Regions from separate parts of the Homo sapiens genome. Here region 2 is linked to region 1. A link is an interaction called in ENCODE POLR2A ChIA-PET data of the cell type or tissue named here. Cell type or tissue: PC-9. All regions are shown on one strand. Links, peaks and the distances in the headings refer to the core of each region. The heading gives the core; the rest is flanking DNA.

Region 1 (8,863 bases), core at 221-8,220:
GACCCCGTCTCCTTAAAAAAAATACAAAAAAACATTAGCTGGGCATGGTGGTACACGCCTGTAGTCCCAGCTGCTCAGGTGGCTGAGGCAGGAGGATTGCTTGAGCTCAGGGCTTCAAGGCTGCAGTGAGCTATGATCACCACTGTACTCCAGGCTGGGCGACAAAGCAAGACCCCATCTTAAAAAAAAACGTTATTATCAGGAAGGGGCAAAATCTGAAGTTGACCATGAAAGCTACAGTTTTGAGTCCAGGAAGCCTGGTATCTGAAGATACTACTTGAGTGACAGCTAAATCCTATCTGGACTGCTGAACAATCAAGTCTCAATATGACACCTTCCCCTATAGAAAAAGAAAGCAGTATAAGGCAGATTTCAAGTGATTTGTTACTGAAATTAGTAGGAGAAATGAGTTTATTGAAACCTTGACCCCTACACCTCCCACCCCAGGACAGAATTAAGTTAAAAGGAATCATTTCTAAATAGCATCTTGTTATTAGTGGTTTCAATGGAAAACCTGCCCAAATGGCACCTACAAGAGAAATAGCAAGTTTAACATGTAAAAAAGATTTGCACCTGCTTAATCCAAATTCGACTGGTCATATGAAACTTTGTTTAAAGAGAAACTTGAGGAGAGATTAAACACAAAAGGTACTATGCCAGTTCTTATGGCAAACTAAATTTGATCTATAAACAGAGAAAATTATTGCTGCTTGAAACATACTGCACTGAAATGCTTAGAAAGATGTATTTCATTTATTCATAGACAAAAGGCAATGATAAAGACTACATTCTTATCTTTGCTTTTAATGAAATCAACTTCACAGAGTTCAGGAGGCCACTGAGATTTTGTACTTACCCAGGGCTAAAGCAAAGCTCCACTACTCTCTAAAGCTAAACAGCAATTTGGCAAAGGATCCAAAAGTCCTTTTGCTTTTCCTACTTGGGGCACCAGCTCCCAGCTCGCTATGCTGGTGTTTTAAATGCAGAAAACCTGAGTCAGCAGAGCAAATGGAAATCATAAAGTGATCATCTTTTCATCTGAAAACTACTGGATGATGGTATTAATATTATGAGGCACTTGCAAATCACATTTCAGTATGCCTGTTTCCTTGCTGGCGACTGTGGTGCTCCTAAATCTGAGAAGACTGTCTTTAGACACAAGAAGGGATTTGGATTAGAGGGAGAAAAAGCTTTGCAATAGAAACATCTTACCACCAGGCGTCTGCAGGTATGTGCATTTCCAGAAACAATTGATATTTTTGAATTGCTTAATGTAACACAATCATCTAGTATCAGCAAGATCCCATCTTCTCCCCTGGCCTCCAAGCAGCCCAAAAAATCTCCAGTTCTTGTGCCACCATTTGCTCTCTGTATGTCGTAAAAAGCTGTTGCACTTCTCCTTATCCTTCTACAAACAACCTCCAAAGCATGAAGCCTCAAATGATTACTTGTTACCACACTAACTTTCTTCTGGCTTACCTAAGTTGTTCATCAAAAACTATTGAGTCTCTTTAAAAAAAATGGAGAGGTGGTCAGTAATGCATATGAGAGAAAGAAAGGACAAACCACAGTCCTCCTACTATTTTATTTCATATTCTGTCTAAAATAAGCTGCTCCAAAATGGCTCTACTAGAAATTTGCAGTCTTCATAAACAGAAAGGCAAAAATTACGACAAAAAAACTCAAATATGAATTGAACAAATTCCATCCTGGCTTAGCAAGGCAGTAGATTAGTTTCAAGTAGTACCATGTTCCAATGAGTAATGGTTTTAAGGGAGTGGTCATTTATTTGGGTTGTCACAGTTCACAGTCCCAAGACACTGAGAGCAAATATTCAATGAGAGATTTTACTGTAAAACTATCCAGCCTCACTTGTTTTCCAGGGGATTCATAGCTAAGGCGACTTGAGCTTCCCCACAGCTGCCAACGGGAGTCTGTGGTCTGGTGCGTAACAGTGGGAAGTCCTCTCCCACAGCTATTACGAGACCATTCATGGACGAGCCTGGGAAAATGCCTCTGTGTGGCTTGGTGAGCCATCAGGACCTCCGGGCAGGTGAATTCCACTTCATTGTGGACCCCACCCACCACCTGTGTGGCTCTCTTCCAGCAAAGCCTTCTCCCAAACTACAAGGCAGGCTCAGGAAGACCTACGATGCCCCTCAGTACTTCTCTCCCTGAGATGACTCCATTATTATCATCACTCACACAGTCTGAAACATTTCAAACATTCAGAAAAGTAGAAAAATAATGTCATGAACATCCCAAAACCCACCATCTAGATTCAATAACAGTTAATATTTTGCCGTATTTCATACACATATTTTCTAAACTGCTTCGAAGTGGACATCATGAAACCTTACTCCTAAACATGTGAGCACAGCTCTTGAGCAATAAGGAAATTCTCCTTCATCACCACGACACTATTATTACAACTGAGTATGACATTACCGATCAAATAATCAGCCTATATTCAAATTTCTCCATTGTCCCAAAATGTGTATCACTGATCTGATTTTCCTTTGAATCGGATCCAACCAAAGATCATGGATTTTAAGAGATGTATTTGCTTATATCTCTTTTAATCTAAAATAATCTCCCTTTACCTTTTAAAAAAAGAACTCTGAACTTTTAAAGAGATCAGGCTAGTTGTGTTATAGAACAACCCCATTCTACATTTGAATTTTTTTTTTGACAGGGTCTTGCTGTGTTGCCCAGGCTGGAGTGCAGTGGCACAATCACAATTCACTGCAGCCTCAACCTCCTGGGCTCAGATGATTCTCTCACTTCAACCTCCTGAGTAGCTGGGACCACAGGTGCATGCTACCACACTCATCTAAGTTTTAAAATTATTTTTAGAGACATGGTCCCCCTATGTTGCCAAGGTTAGTCTTGAACTCCTGGGCTCAAGCGATCCTGCTGCCTGGACCTCCCAAAATGCTGAGATTACAGGTGTGAGCCACTGCACCCAGCTAAGCTTTTTTTTTTAACCTCAGTTGCCTAAACACAAAATTTCAACCTGTATGCTCTTTTAAAATGCCAGCCATTTATTAATTTTGACTTCTCCTTTAACTGCTGTAGGAAATTACAGGTTCAAACTAAAGCTATAATGACAATTCAAAGACTGGCATACAGATGACCTGAAAATTTGGTCCTAATGATAATTTCAAAGAAATAAAATTATGGATTTGTAGATAGTTAAAATTTTGGTGAAGATAAGCTTACTTAGGTAGGTTGGATAGTGGTCTGATATTTGCTTTAAGAAAGGGCACTTTGTCATAATCAGATTACTATGTGCTAACCCGGAAGCAGCTCTGCATTGCACGCCAGTTCAGACATGTGACTGTTTCCAGTCTGAAGTCATGAGTCAGTTCTCAAGCTTGGTTGTGATTTAATAAGAGAACAGGAAGAAAGAGGCTGATACCAACTGAGTACTGACAGTATCTTGGGTATTAGACTAGACTAGGAACATATAATATACTTAAAAGATGAAGAGGCTAGGCACAGTGGCTCACGCCTGTAATCCCAGCACTTTGGGAGGCCAAGGTGGGCAGATCACGAGGTCAGGAGATCGAGACCATCCTGGCTCACATGGTGAAACCCTGTCTCTACTAAAATAAAAAAATTAGCCAGGCGTGGTGGCACGCACCTGTAGTCCCAGTTACTTGGGAGGCTGAGGCAAGAGAATCGTTTGAACCCAGGAGGCAGAGGTTGCAGTGAGCCGAGATCATGGCACTGCACTCCGGCCTGGGCAACAGAGTGAGACTCCATCTCAAAAAAAAAAAAAAAAAAAAAAAAAAAAAAGATGAAGAATACGTGTGCTTTCAAGCTATTTCATTAAGGAAAAATGAAGTTGTAACTCATTACATCCCAAACTGTGTCACTCAGAAAGTTGCACCTTGTCCTTATCAAAAGGCCTAGGGTAGAAAGGGTAGGGAAATCATGAGTTTGATGCTGTCACTTCAAACATGAAAAGAGACTAAGTATGAGATGGGGCCTATGAAAAAGCCTTGATGGGGCCTTTGGAAACATGTTATGGGTCCAAGTGTGACCTCCTCTATTGCTGGTGATGGGGGGGGGTTGGAGAAAGGGGTTGTTCTGTGGGAACTGAAAACCAAGAGTCCTGTCCCAAGTTTAGGAATATACATACGGGATCCTAGTCTAAGACCACAACTGGGAAACAAATTTGGTGGGTAAGTGGAATATTTGATCCTAGGCTAAAAATTTCACTTATTACCCAAGACATTTAGAGATTCCAAAAAGGTTCCCTTGAGATAACATTTCATGTCCCTAAATAAGGACAGTACTAGACTCTGAGTCACAATAAAGCTATGTCTATTTGATGCCAAAACAAATGGAGCATGAAATGTTTCATGAATAAAATCATTATTTATAAAATAATTCTTCGGAGCCAAATTTATTTAGAAAAAAACACCCATTTTCTGCCTGTCACCCTTTTGACTTTGTAGGTAATGCCAGAGGGCACATGTGCCACAAATTTCATTTTCTGTGGGACCCATCAGAGATTGTTCACATGGAATAAGAAGGCTTTTCAGAGCAGACAAAAATTAGAATAAAACAAATTGAGAAATGATCACTTCAGATTTCTTCCCCATGTTGCTTTCCCACTTTTTTGTTTATTTAAAAAAAGGCCCTTAACATTAAATATGAAAACTGTGTTTGGATAACACGCAAGCATAGATGAAATGATATTCAAAACTATGGTTCCCACAATCATAACTCTGCCAGGCCATGCATAATGATAAGAATAATATAATACTGTGTACTTATAAAACTCAAAGTTCTCTTTAAAACCCTTCACTCATCTTTAAATAACTATACACAAAAGAAACAGAGATGTTTAATAAGCCTTCTAAATGAGGTAGCTGCTTGTTTGAACTATTAGCTGTTCAAGCAGGCCCCTCTGCAATGGATTTCAAATTTCCTGTGCATACAGAGGAACACCAGATGAAGCATATCCTCTGTGGCCTCCCTGTCTTGCAGGGAATCCATTTCAACTCTGAGATTCTAGATCATGTGCAATGAGAAAGAGAGTTCATGAACCACTGGACTATTCTAACAGGACCATGGACCCAAAGGACAAGAAACAACCTTGGAAGTCTCCTAGTTCATTTCCTGTTTGTCAGCCAGGACCACATTAAAACCATCTTTTAAAAACAACACCAAAATGCTGAGTGAGAAGATGCTATACCTACCTATGTGCCACTTTATCTGTCCTTTATATGAACTGAGATTGCAAACTTAATGCCTGAGGGGTAAGACAGGTAACAGGAAAAGGGTTGGGTTCTGACTGGAAAACTGGAGAGAGCTCAGGGCTTGTTTAAAGGGGACAGCAGTGATTTTCAAACTCATCGGAAACTAGGGCACAGGGGTACCAGAAAAGCTGGAAATCCAAGTTTTTATGTGAAATCTCTTCAAATTTTAACTTTGCAAACAATTCAAACTTTTAAAATATATTGTGTGGTCCAAATAATATGTCTCTGAGAGCCAACGTAGCTTTATATTGTCAGTTTGCAATCTCTAACTTAAATTCTTCACACTTCAGTTGAATTTCTTTTTTGTGTGTCTTCGGCAGAGCTAAAGGAAAGCTGGCCACTACCAAATGCTTGAAGATAGGTATTCAGTTTCAATTTAGTCATTTATTCTAAGCTAAATAAACCCAGGTCCTTAACCTTACTAAACAGGGCATGTTTTTCTACGTTAAAATCATCTTTCTGACTCTTAGGTCTGACATTAAAGATACTCAGCCGGGTGCGGTGGCTCATGCCTGTAATTCTAGCACTTTGAGAGGCTGAGGCGAGTGGAATGCCTAAGCTCAAGAGTTTGAGACCAGCCTGAGCAACACAGCGAAACCCCATCTCTACTAAAATACAAAAAATTAGCCGGGTGTGGCAGTGTGCGCCTGTAATCCCAGCTACTCCGGAGGCTGAGGCAGGAGAATTGCTAGAACCCGGGAGGCAGAGGTTGCAGTGAGCCGAGATCGCGCCACTGCACTCCAGCCTGGGTGACAGAGCAAGACTCTGTCTCTAAAAATAAAATTAAAAAAATAAATAAATACATACATAAATAAAATAAAATAAAATGATACTCAAGGGTTTGACTCAATATGGGGGAAAATGAAAAGATGATATAATTTTAGAAATCATTAATTGTATAAATGTGTGGGATCTGCATTAAAAAATTACAAAGTTTTCATAATTAATTAGGAAAAGGTCTTAAAAAGATTAATATACCATGTTCTCAACTGGAAGGGCTAACCATCATAAAGATGTGAATTGTTCCCATATTTATTTGTTTAACAAATATGTACCGAGTGCCTATTGTGTACCAGACAATTCCAGTCAAATATCACAATGAAACTGTTATTTTTTATGTGTGTAAGGGGAGGAGGCAGTTTGGAAGCTGCGAAAAATAATGCTAAATTTAATCTAAAAGAATAGTTAAAAAAAATTCAAAGTAAAAAAAATTTTTTTCCTAATTAAAAGTAACATAGACTCAATGTATTTTTAAAAATCTAGACAAAAAAAGGTGTAAAGAGAAATGAATCTTCAACAATCCGACCACCCAGAGACCCTTTGTCACTTTCGACTTTTGATATCTTCTAGGTCTTTTCTCAAAATATATAATCACATATACTCTTATTTCTTTCTACAAAAACGAAATCATATGATGAATGTTGTTTTATAACGTGATTTTTAAAAACCTCAGTACTATGAACATTGACTTTGTGTATGATACCATTTAGAAATCCGTTTTTATTCTTTCCCAAATGAATAATAAATTGAGTATTCAACAGAAGATCCCCACTGATCCCTGGTTGCCAGGTCTGTCATACACAGACCTCTCTTTCTGACTCACTTTATTCCACTAGCTTATCATCAGTCAGTTAACACTATGTTAATTACCTGAGCTTTATTTATAATAAATCTTAATCTAGTAGGGCAATTTCCTTTCCTGACTCCCAACATTATTTTTCTTCTTCATCAGGAGTACTTGAAGTTATTCTTGGCCTTTTATCCTTTTATTAGCTTGTCCAGTTGCATGAAAAGCCCTTTCAGGGTTGGATCAGAAAGACCTTGAATTTATAGATCAATTTGGAGAAAATAAACATCTTTATGATAATGACACTTCCCATACATTTGACATGGTAAATCTCCTAATTATTTTTAATAACTTATTTAATACCTTCCAATAAAGTTTTTTTAGTGTTGTCATGTAAATGTTATCTCCTAAAAACTACATTTTTAAACTGCCTGCTGTTGTAACTGACTTCTATATGTTGTCAGCTGAAATGCCTATTAAATCTTTTTTCCCCACCTTTATTGGGGTATAATTGATAAATAAAAGTTGTATACATTTAAGGTATAGAACATGATGATTTGATATATGTATCTATTGTGAAATGATTACCACAATCAGGCTAATTAATACAACTATCACCTCATATAGTTATCTCTCTTTTTCTTGCAGTGAGAACATTTAAAGATCTCTCTTACCAAATTTCAAGTATGCAATGATTATTAACTACAGTCACCACAGTGTACATTAGATTCCCCAGAACTTATTCACCTTATAACTGATAGTTTGTGTCCTTTGACCAAATCTCCCCTTCCTTCCCTCATTGACCCCTTCCCCTAGCCAGACTCTGTCCCTACCCCTGCCTCTGGCAATCATCATTCTACTCTCTGCTTTTATGAATTAGGCTTTTTTAGATTCTACATACAAGTGAGATCACACAGTATTTGTCTATGTCTGGCTTACTTCATGTAGCATAATGCACTCCAGGTTCATCAGTGCTGACACAAATAGTAGGATTTCCTTCTTTTTTTATGGCTGAGTAATGTTCCATTGTATACATACAGCACATTTTTAAAGATGCTAGTTTCATTTCCTTTGTATATATACCCAGACGTGAGACTGCTGGATCATATGGTAGTTCTGTTTCTACTTTTCTGAAGAATCTCCATACTGTTTTCCATAATGGCTGTACTAATTTACACTCCCATCAAAAGCATGCAAGGGTTCCCTTTTCTCCACACCTTCACCAATACTTATTATCTCTTTTTATAACAGCCATTCTAACAGGTATGAGATGACATCTCACTGTGGTCATAACGTGCATTTCCTGATGGTAAATAACGTTAAGCACCTTTCCATATACCTGTTTACAATTATATGTTTTCTTTGGGAAAATATCTACTTAGGTCCTTCCCCATTTTTAATTGGGGTATTTAATTTAGTTGTTTTCTTTCTTCCTTTTCCTTTTTTTTCTTTGCTATTGAGTTGTATGAGTTCCTTATATATTTTGGATATTAATCCCTTATTAGATATATGGGCTTGAAAATATTTATTCCATTCTATAGGTTACCTTTTCATTTTGTTGATTGTTTCCTTTGCTGCACAGAAGTTTTTAGTTTGATATAGTTGCTTTTGTTACCTGTCTTTTGGGGTCACATCCAAAAAAATCATTGTCAGGACCAATGTCAAGGAGCCATTTCCCAACTTCTTCTACTAGAAGTTTTATGGTTTCAGGTCTCACATTTAAGACTTTAATATATTTTAATTTTTGTGTATGGTATAAGATAAAGATCCAAGTTCATTCTTTTGCATTTGGATATCCAGTTTACCCAGAACCATTTATTGAAGAGACTATTCTTTCCCCATTTTGCATTTTTGGTGCTCTTGTCAAAGAATATTTGGCCATATACACATGAGTTTATTTCTGGGCTCTCTATTTTGTTCTGTTGGTCTAGGGCCCATTTTTACGCCAGTGCTATTCTGTTTTGCTTGCTATAGCTTTGTTTTAATTTGAGTAATTTGTATGTATATTTATTTTAGATTTTTC
Region 2 (8,863 bases), core at 289-8,288, 62 kb after region 1:
TTATCTTGATTTTCATAACAACCTATGTGGTCTCCTTTCATGGTAACCTATGTGGTCTCCTACAAGTACATGATAACCTACAAGCCTCTGTGAGGTCTGGCCCCTGCCAGCTTCTCCAGCACCATGCCAACCCACTGTCCCCTGTGCTCTGCTCCAGCCCTGCTGGCCTCTGTTCATGCACTCGTTTTTAATTTATTGAGCATACCCCAGACGCCAGCCCTGCGCCAGGAGCTGAACACGGAGCAGGACAAAGCAGAAAGGACCTTGGCTCTGCTGGAAGGAGCTCCCCATTCCTTCTTCTACCCCACCTTCCCCTAGGCTCAGGCTTGACTCGAGGCTCCTTCTTTACGGAAACCTTCTAAGGCTCCAGACCAGGGCAACTCACCCTTTATCTTGCAGGCAGCATCATGTACCTCTTTTTGAAACAATGATTCAAGATTGCAATTTTTCCTGCTTCTGTGTGATTGATCTGACTGCCAGCTTCCTCCAAGAGACAATAAGGTCTGCAATTTAGTTATTGATGATTGACACCCTAATGCTTACCAATGCCTAGCCCACAGAAGGTGCTCAATAAGTATATTGCAGAAAGAAAGGAAGGAGGCAGGGAATACATGCTCACTCCCCGACTCAGGGCCAACACTCCTTCCTGGGTCCCAGTGCAGTTCTAATGGTGCCCAGGGCCTTACAAATCCTCTCATAACCTTGGCTTCTGCCCTGTTTACCCCTACCCACAAGGCACAAAGTTGGTTCAAGGGGGCTCTGGCAGAAGTGACCCACCACCCTCACCCTGCCTCGGCTGAGACAAAACTCTGTGCTCCACATGCAGACTCTCCCTCCCAGCAAAAGGCTGGAGGAAGATCTGGGAACTCATAACCAAAGGAAAAAGGGAGGGCAATGTGAAAATCAGACAACACAAAATTAATGGTGAAAATTTTTTAAAAATAAGAGATGGCTAGGTGCAGTGGCTCATACCTATAATCCTAGCACTTTGGGAGGCTGAGGCAGGAGGACCACTTGAAGCCAGGAGTTCAAGACCAGCCTGGGTAACATGACAAAGCCCCATCTCTACCAAAAATACAAAAATTAGTCAGGCAGTGTGGCATGTGCCTATAGTCCCAGCTACTCTGGAGGCTGAGGTGGGAGGATGGCTTGAGCTCGGGAGGTGGAGCTTGCAGTGAGCTAAAATCATGCCATTGCATTTCAGCCTGGGTGACAGAGCCAGACCCTGCCTCAAAAAAAAAAAAAAAAAAAAGGCCAAGAATGGTGGCTCACACCTGTAATCCCAGCACTTTGGGAGGCTGAGGCAGGCGGATCACCTGCGGTCAGGAGTTTGAGACCAGCCTCACCAACATGGTAAAACCCCGCCTCTACTAAAAATTCAAAAATTATGTATTTTTGTACATAAAGGTGTGGTGGCACATGCCTGTAATCCCAGCTACTTGAGAGGCTGATGCAGGAGAATCACTTGAGCCCGAGGAGGTGGAGGTTACAGTGAGCCAAGATCATGCCACTGCACTGCAGCCTGGGCGACAGAGCAAGACTCTGTTTCAAGAACAACAACAAAAAAGAGATGTTTCATATAAGATGATCAGACCATCGAGAAGACATGAGTTGCAAATTTTCATGCACTGAACAACCTTCTTCCCACCAGAGTGATTTACCTTAAACTTCTTTTCATTTCAAAGTGGATCTCTGTTTTATTTGCACAAATACAAGGCTCATTCATATGAGAGTTTTCCCAAGAGGTTTTGAAATACTGAAGTTTCTCCTTCTTGACACAAAAATATTGCTTGTGGGCCAGGCGTGGTGGCTCACCCCTGCAATCCCAGCACTTCGGGAGGCCAAGGCAGGCAAATCACGAGGTCAGGAGTTTGAGACCAGCTTAGCCAACATGGTGAAACCCCATCTGTACTAAAAATAAAAATAATTAGCTGGGCATAGTGGCAGACATCTGTAATCTCAGTTACTTGGGAGGCTGAGGCAGGAGAATTGCTTGAACCCGGGAGGCAGAGGTTACAGTGAGCCGAGATCACGCTACTGCACTCCAGCCCGGGTGACAGAGTGAGACTCTATTTCAAAAAAAAAAAAAAATTGCTTGTGGCTTATAAAAGTCCATTTTTTTCTTCAGCTTTTCTATTCAGTATGAATTAAAATCTCATAGTCCAAATTTCAGCTTGGGGATATGCACCCATCTTGGAGAGGGGCACTAAAAGAATACGAACCCCTATTTAAGACACTGGTTATTTTCACTACAATATGTCACCAGGGGGCCTCAGGTGAAGTGAGGACTAGAGATGGGTTGTGTTTTTATGAAATCGTCCACATGACAACACCCTGCTGCATGTGGCTGCACTATGTCCCAATCAAGGGTAAGCCAACAGGAAAGGGTACTACAATCAGGTCCTTCCCATCAGGAGGGATCTTTCCCTCCTTCATGTCACCTTCCCAGACAGAGGGCCCTTTGATGCACCAACCTAGTGAGGGTGCGGATACTAATTTCTTTTAATTGACAAATAATTGTGTATATTTATGGGGCACAATGTGATGTTGTATGTATACACTGTGGAATGATTCCAAGCCAATGAACATATCCATCCCCTCCCATACTTATGATTTCTTGGTGGTGACATCAATCTTTTGATTAGTTCTTTTGAATTCAATAAATTAAATACAGATGAAAGTTCTTATATTTTCCCATACCACCGTGGATCATTTAACCTCTGCCCCCATCTTGGCACATGTACACAACTATGGAGACCACTCCAGTCAATGACGAGATAGCTGATGACTCAGATGAGGCCCACAGTGAAAAAGGCAAATTCCTGCTGGCAGTTGCAAACCAATGTCAGGGATGTGATGTCAGAAACTTACGCTGGAGTTATAGGAGATGAAGCAGGGCATGTGTAGTGATGGAGAATAAAAGCTATAAAGAAATGAAAACTATCCTGAGAATCCAACAGCATACATGTGCAGGGAAAAGACTGTAAAACTTGCTCCTCTGATACACCATGTTTGCTTCTGTCTCAAAGGCTTGGTACCTGCTGTTCTCTCTGCTAGAACCACTTCCTCCAGACGCTAGGAGGTGTCTCTCTCTTTTCACTCAGAGTTCACCTTGAAAGTTCAAGTCTCTCTGACCATCCTATTTAAGCAGGAACCACCTCCAGTCACTAGCCACCAAGTTACCATCTTTTATTTTCTTTGTCACACGTCTCGGTATCTGAAATTGTCTTGTTTCTTTCTTTGTGCAGTGTCTGTCTAACCCCTGACTGAAATGCCATCTCCATGAGACCAAGGACTTTGTCGGTCTTATTCAAAATTGGGTCCCCACAGCTGAGAACCATTCCTGGCACATGGGAAATAAGGAATAAACATTTATTGAACAGGTACAATTTTTAAAAACAGCAAAGAGAAACACAAGAGTCATAGAAGACTGAGCTCACTTCTTTCAGGCCATGTCAGATCAAGGAGGCAAAGACAAATAAGACCATAGAGGACATATAATAGATAATGTTGGTCCACAAGATATACCTCAAACCCTATGCAATGAAAGCAGAGAATATACCATGTTTCCAATCATTCATGAAACTGTATCTGTCCATCTACATTTTTAATCTCCCAAATGAACTTCCCTGTCAAGTCACGGCAGGTAGGAGGTGGGGTGAGGGTCTGATCCCACAGCAAGACTTAACAGCTGAGATGGGTGGGGAGAAGTGGGCATGTGATGATCCCAGAAGAGGAGTCAATGCTGCAAGCCTGGCAGCGGCCTGGTATCTGTCTACTAGGCCCATCCATCTTCATGTCACATTGCTCAGTGGACTATCCATGTGCAGTCTAAACTGGGAGATATGATATAACCTAGTTAGCACAGGAATAAATCTAAATATGTTTGTAAAGCTGAGGACTTCACAAAAATATGCTCCTTACACCACTGTGGTACTCTCTGTAAGAAATATCTCATGTATATAATATGATAAAGTGTGTTAATCAGGGTTCAGCATTTATGCTTTTTTTGTAGAATCCAGCTACGAAGTTGGTTTTTTGGAAGAGTCTTGGTAATTTTTTTTTTCTACCTTAGAGTCACTTTAAAATCCCTTTTTAAAGATTTGTTTCAATAGCAAAATTAATTTTCTTTTTATAATCAAATCAATTTTTAAAGCAAGATGGAAAAAGGCTTACAGCCTCTATACTAAAGCCTATGCTCATGCCATAAATAATTTATAGCAAGATGGTTGCTTCTCAGTGGCAGGCTCAAATTCCCATTTTAATCAAAACTGATTTTGCAATCTATTTCTCAATTTACGTGTGGTCAGGGAGCTTCTCACCAAGTGAGCACGCAGACTCCATGGAAATGTGCACTTTTCCCAAACTCCTAACAAATCGGGACATCGTTAACCACTGGTAATCATTTTCTTCTACCCTCTGATGCTCTTAACTTCATCAAAGGTTAACGTCATGGCAGTAGCTTCAGAGGGAACTCAAAAGCTGAAAGCCGCAAAACACCAATGGAACTATATTCACTGATATTTCCAAATGTGTAAACAGACCTCACAAAGAAAAAGCTCAAAGATTCACTGGATTATCTAAACGTACAAACTCATACCAGAAACACAAAGAATAACCAACAAATGAAAGGACCAGCCAGTGTATTACTGTGCTTCAAATCTCCAACCAGTACGTCTGAGACTGCACCGCCTTACTCTGGGGCAGGCAGCACAGGCAAGCCTTCTTACACGATTGTTTCCCAAAACAGTCTAAATTCCCTTAAACAGTAGGTAGGCAGAGTGTCAGCCTGTTCACAATATGGATTCCCAAAACTTTTGGGAACCACCATTCTCTGTGTCTGAGTGCTGGCTCGGCAGTTGAGACTTCAACAGAGAGAACTAGAATCTTCACGCTGCCAACCCTGCTGGTCTGCTCCCAACTTTTGCTCCATAGATGGAACCTCTGTAGACTGCATATGGTCTTGGACTTCTTCATTAGCAGAGAAATGAAACTATTTCCAAACTGAGGGCAGAGATTCAAAATGCTTCCCAAACTCATGAAATTCTCCTGGCACTGAGAACTCTGTTCATTTTGGCTTGAGGTGGTTTATATTCAGGTGGACTAGAATTGAACATTTTCTATGATAGCAATTATGGGAGAGGGTCCTTGAACCTTCAATGATTTTGGTGTTCCTCCTTTCTTAGAGATATGGAATTCTAACAAAAGTAGGATTTAAAAAAAAAGAAGAAGAAGAATGTGAGTAATCAGAATCATTTTTTTTTTTTTTTTTTTTTTTTGAGATGGAGTCTCACACGGTCACCCAGACTGGAGTGCAGTGGTACAATATCGGCTCACTGCAACCTCTACCTCCTGGGTTCAAGCAATTCTCCTGCCTCAGCCTTCCAAGTAGCTGAGATTACAGGCACCTGCCACCATGCCCAGCTAATTTTTTTGTATTTTTAGTAGAGATGCGGTTTCACCCTGTTGGCCAGGCTAATTTCAGACTCCTGACCTCAAGTGATCCACCCGCCTCGGCCTCCCAAAGTGCTAGGATTACAGGGGTGAGCCACCGCGCCTGGTCCAGAATCACTTTTAAAATGCCATTTATTTTATCTTGTTTTATCATTAGCCACAAGGCTAATGAACGTAAGATTACATTATAAAAATTAAATGTCTCATGTTAGCATGACAGGAAAATCAATCTACTTACTCCTCCTAAAAACAGGACTTTTAAATAAGTTAAAGCAGTAAGCAAAATCTGAATCTACTTTTTAGTCTTTAGACATCATCCTAAATTTATTATTATAAAAAATAGAGAATATGGAAAGCAAACAGAAACAGAAACCCATCTGAACAATTCACTGACGTATCACTACCTTTCTTTCCTTGTACAGATTAAAATAATAGACAAATATTGTCATGTGTTTAAGTCACGTGCATAAAGGAAAGCTCAGGGAATATCAACTTTGAGCTAGGCTGTGTTTGGTTACATAGTTTGTGGGTATCTGAAATGTCTGCATCTATGTTCAGAAGAAAAATCCCGAATTACAAAAACATCTAATGTGACAACACAGGTATGTTGAGCCCAGGGAAATATGACCAGTGGGGCAAACACTGGCCAGCCACTCTGGTTGGGTGTGGATCTTCACATGGGTATCAAAGATTTTCTCTTCTGAGTCTTCAGGCTGGGGCTGACAAGTCTAGGCCCTCCTCTGTTGGCCTGGTACATAAGGAGACAGGTCTGGGGTTTACTCCAAAGAGCTAGTCTGATATAATGACAACACATTCCTAGGAATTTTTTTTAAAAAGAAAAGAAAAGAAAATTCCAAGAATATGGCAAGGCCAGTGAAGCTTAACTTCCACAAGCCTTTTTACTCCTAAGTAAAATTATTTTCTTCTTCATAAGTGTTAGTTGTTGCTTTTGTTATTACTCATGAGTATCAGATAAAGGAAAGGGAAAATGGGCAGGAGGATGAAAGACTGTGAAAGGTGCAAATCCCATTTGAATGATTCAGCCTTACCAGGAAAATTAATTACATTTCAAAAATGATGATATTTATCAAACTAATGTTTGATAAATGGACCCACAGAAGGTCCATTTAAGCATTGTTTTTTCCTATTGCTTTGATGCTTTCTTGTTTTCATATAATTTCAAATTTCAGAAAAGTTGCAAGAATAGCGCAAAGTTAGAAAACTTTTGAATTAAATTCTAGGAGCTTAAAACCATTTTTTAATTAACTGCAAAAGTTAAAAATAAAACAAACTACTCTTACCTGACAAATGGTTACACAACAGCCATAATGATCAATTACTTAGGAAAGGTGGAACCACCAGGCCTGTCAACATTTTTTTAAAAAATTGAAACACGCAAGACAGAGGATGACATTTGTGACCCGCTCCCAGGAGTGCACAGATAAGACAGGCTGGGGGTTATGTGTAATTACAGAGGCACCAGCTGTCCCTCTGCACATTTCTTTCCCAAATGAAAAAGCAGGATGGAATGCAAATGAAAAGGAGTAATTATATTAATGAATAATCTTAAATGTGCGTCAATCTTTTTTTGGAAAGAAATCACTGACAAACTTAGGTACTATATTAGCAATCACAATTTATCCAAAACATACTGCACTGTGAAGAAACCATGGATTAGAACCTCTAACAGAGATGATAATTTTGGATTCCAAATTATTCTTCCTTATTAGATGAATCCAAGAGAGCTTTGTAAGAATACCCCAGAGAAATAATTTTGAGTGTAGTCAAGTACCCTGAAACAAATGAAAGCAATAAAACATCTCTAAAGGCTGAAGACTACCTTCCATTTCCCTTATACCTTATAAAAACATCTTCCTTGGGGACAGGATGGAGTAAATTTTTACAGAAAGAAGTAAAGGGGCTCATATTGAATACACTGAGAGGATTCTGTAGAGAGTTTAATCTTTGTATCATAAAGCCACTTTGCATCCAAAAGCCTGCTTGAAACACCTCTAGTTGGTAAATCATGAAACATGCCTTCTGACTAGTCCCCTCTGCACCTTCCACATGTGTCTAACCTTCCTGCCAGAGTTGTTCTTCGTATTTTTAACTCCTTATTTCTATGGCTATTCAAGGATGTATTTAAATAATAAGTTAGGACCCTCATGGGCGAGCTGGCTTTTCTGGCAGAACTGTGAGCTCTTTGAGGGGCAGTATTTTGTTTTTATAGCTTTTATAGAGCCAGCGCCTAGCATAGGGCCTAGTTTATGGCATGTTTATCTGTTAAGTGAACAAATGAACCAGCAAAATACTGATGGTATGTGATCATTACAGCCAGAAGATGATATATCTTTTGATTATCAACATACAACACATATCTCAATGGGTACCTTGCTTTGGTTGCACCTGTGAATAGCCAATGCATTCCCATCTGGGTAACAGAAGGAGATCCTGTCTCTCTCTTTTTTGGGATGGGGTCTCTGTCACTCAGGCTGGAATGCAGTGGTGCGATCTTGGCTCACTGCAACCTCTGCCTCCCAGCCTCAAGCAGTCCTCCCATCTCAGCCTCCCAAGTAGATGGGACCACAGACACATGCCACAAAACCCAGCTAATTTTTTGTATTTTTGGTAGAGACAAGATTTTACCATATTGCCCAGGCTGGTCTCAAATTCCTGAGTTCAAGTGATCCACCCACCTCAGCCTCCCAAAGTGCTGGGATTACAGGCATGAGCCACCGTGCCCAGCCTGAGACCCTGTCTCTTAAAGAGAGAGAGAGAGGGGAGAGAATAGATTTCTGTTGTTTTAAACCACTTGGTTTGTGGCAATTTGTTATGTCATCCATAGGAAACAAATACAGAAGCCTACTAAAAACACAGCAGTTCAAAAACAATTTGATGGAGAAAACACCTGAGTGGCAATCTTGAGGACATATTTCAGACAAATACCAGCACGTGTCAGAAACACTACTAAATTTTACTTGTTAATGAATTATATTCTAGCTCATCCCAAAAAGGATCATGACAGCTGACAAACCCAAACCCAATGATTCTCATACACCTGCCTAAAAACTGACTTTTCATGCTTTGATAAACCAAAGTTGAGCAAGAGCTAAATTATAATTGAGAAAGAGCATGATTTCCAGAGTGGGAACCATTCTCTTTCTCAACTATAATTTTATCACCTCAATAGACATCTAGATTGATGACTAGGCTTTTACCAAGTAGAATATTGGGGAAGAACCCTGAAGTCTATGGGAAGAGTGTGAACAAATGCAGAGGCGTGAAAGTGCAATGTGATGTGCGCATGAAGGAAGGAGGGTATGATGGGGGAAGGTGAGACCGGAAATGCAGGCTAGAACAAAGAGATCAGCTGACAGGCCAGTGATGAGCAGGGAGAGGACTCCATGGA

Evidence for each region. ChIA-PET counts read pairs that join two places held together with the same protein. Peaks named below come from ENCODE experiments on the same cell type or tissue, not always from the same donor. Only the 100,000 strongest peaks of a DNase experiment are listed, where the experiment ranks them.
Region 2: POLR2A ChIA-PET joins it to region 1 with 5 read pairs; 4 of 35 experiments call an interaction of 5 or more read pairs at or near these places.

Annotation. Positions count from the first base shown.
Region 1 is chr20:10,587,561-10,596,423 of GRCh38, reverse strand. All of the region lies in intron 4 of SLX4IP (SLX4 interacting protein), which reads right to left. Among named protein-coding and RNA genes, the nearest start is that of MIR6870, 58 kb to the left of the region's middle. RefSeq lists an enhancer at 3,169-3,463. In PC-9, for the core only: no CTCF peak of the experiment used is centred there; no DNase peak of the experiment used is centred there; H3K27ac peaks cover 1,847 bases.
Region 2 is chr20:10,526,007-10,534,869 of GRCh38, reverse strand. The region is part of intron 2 of SLX4IP (SLX4 interacting protein); the gene reads right to left. Among named protein-coding and RNA genes, the nearest start is that of SLX4IP, 95 kb to the right of the region's middle. RefSeq lists a silencer at 6,735-7,029. In PC-9, for the core only: no CTCF peak of the experiment used is centred there; no DNase peak of the experiment used is centred there.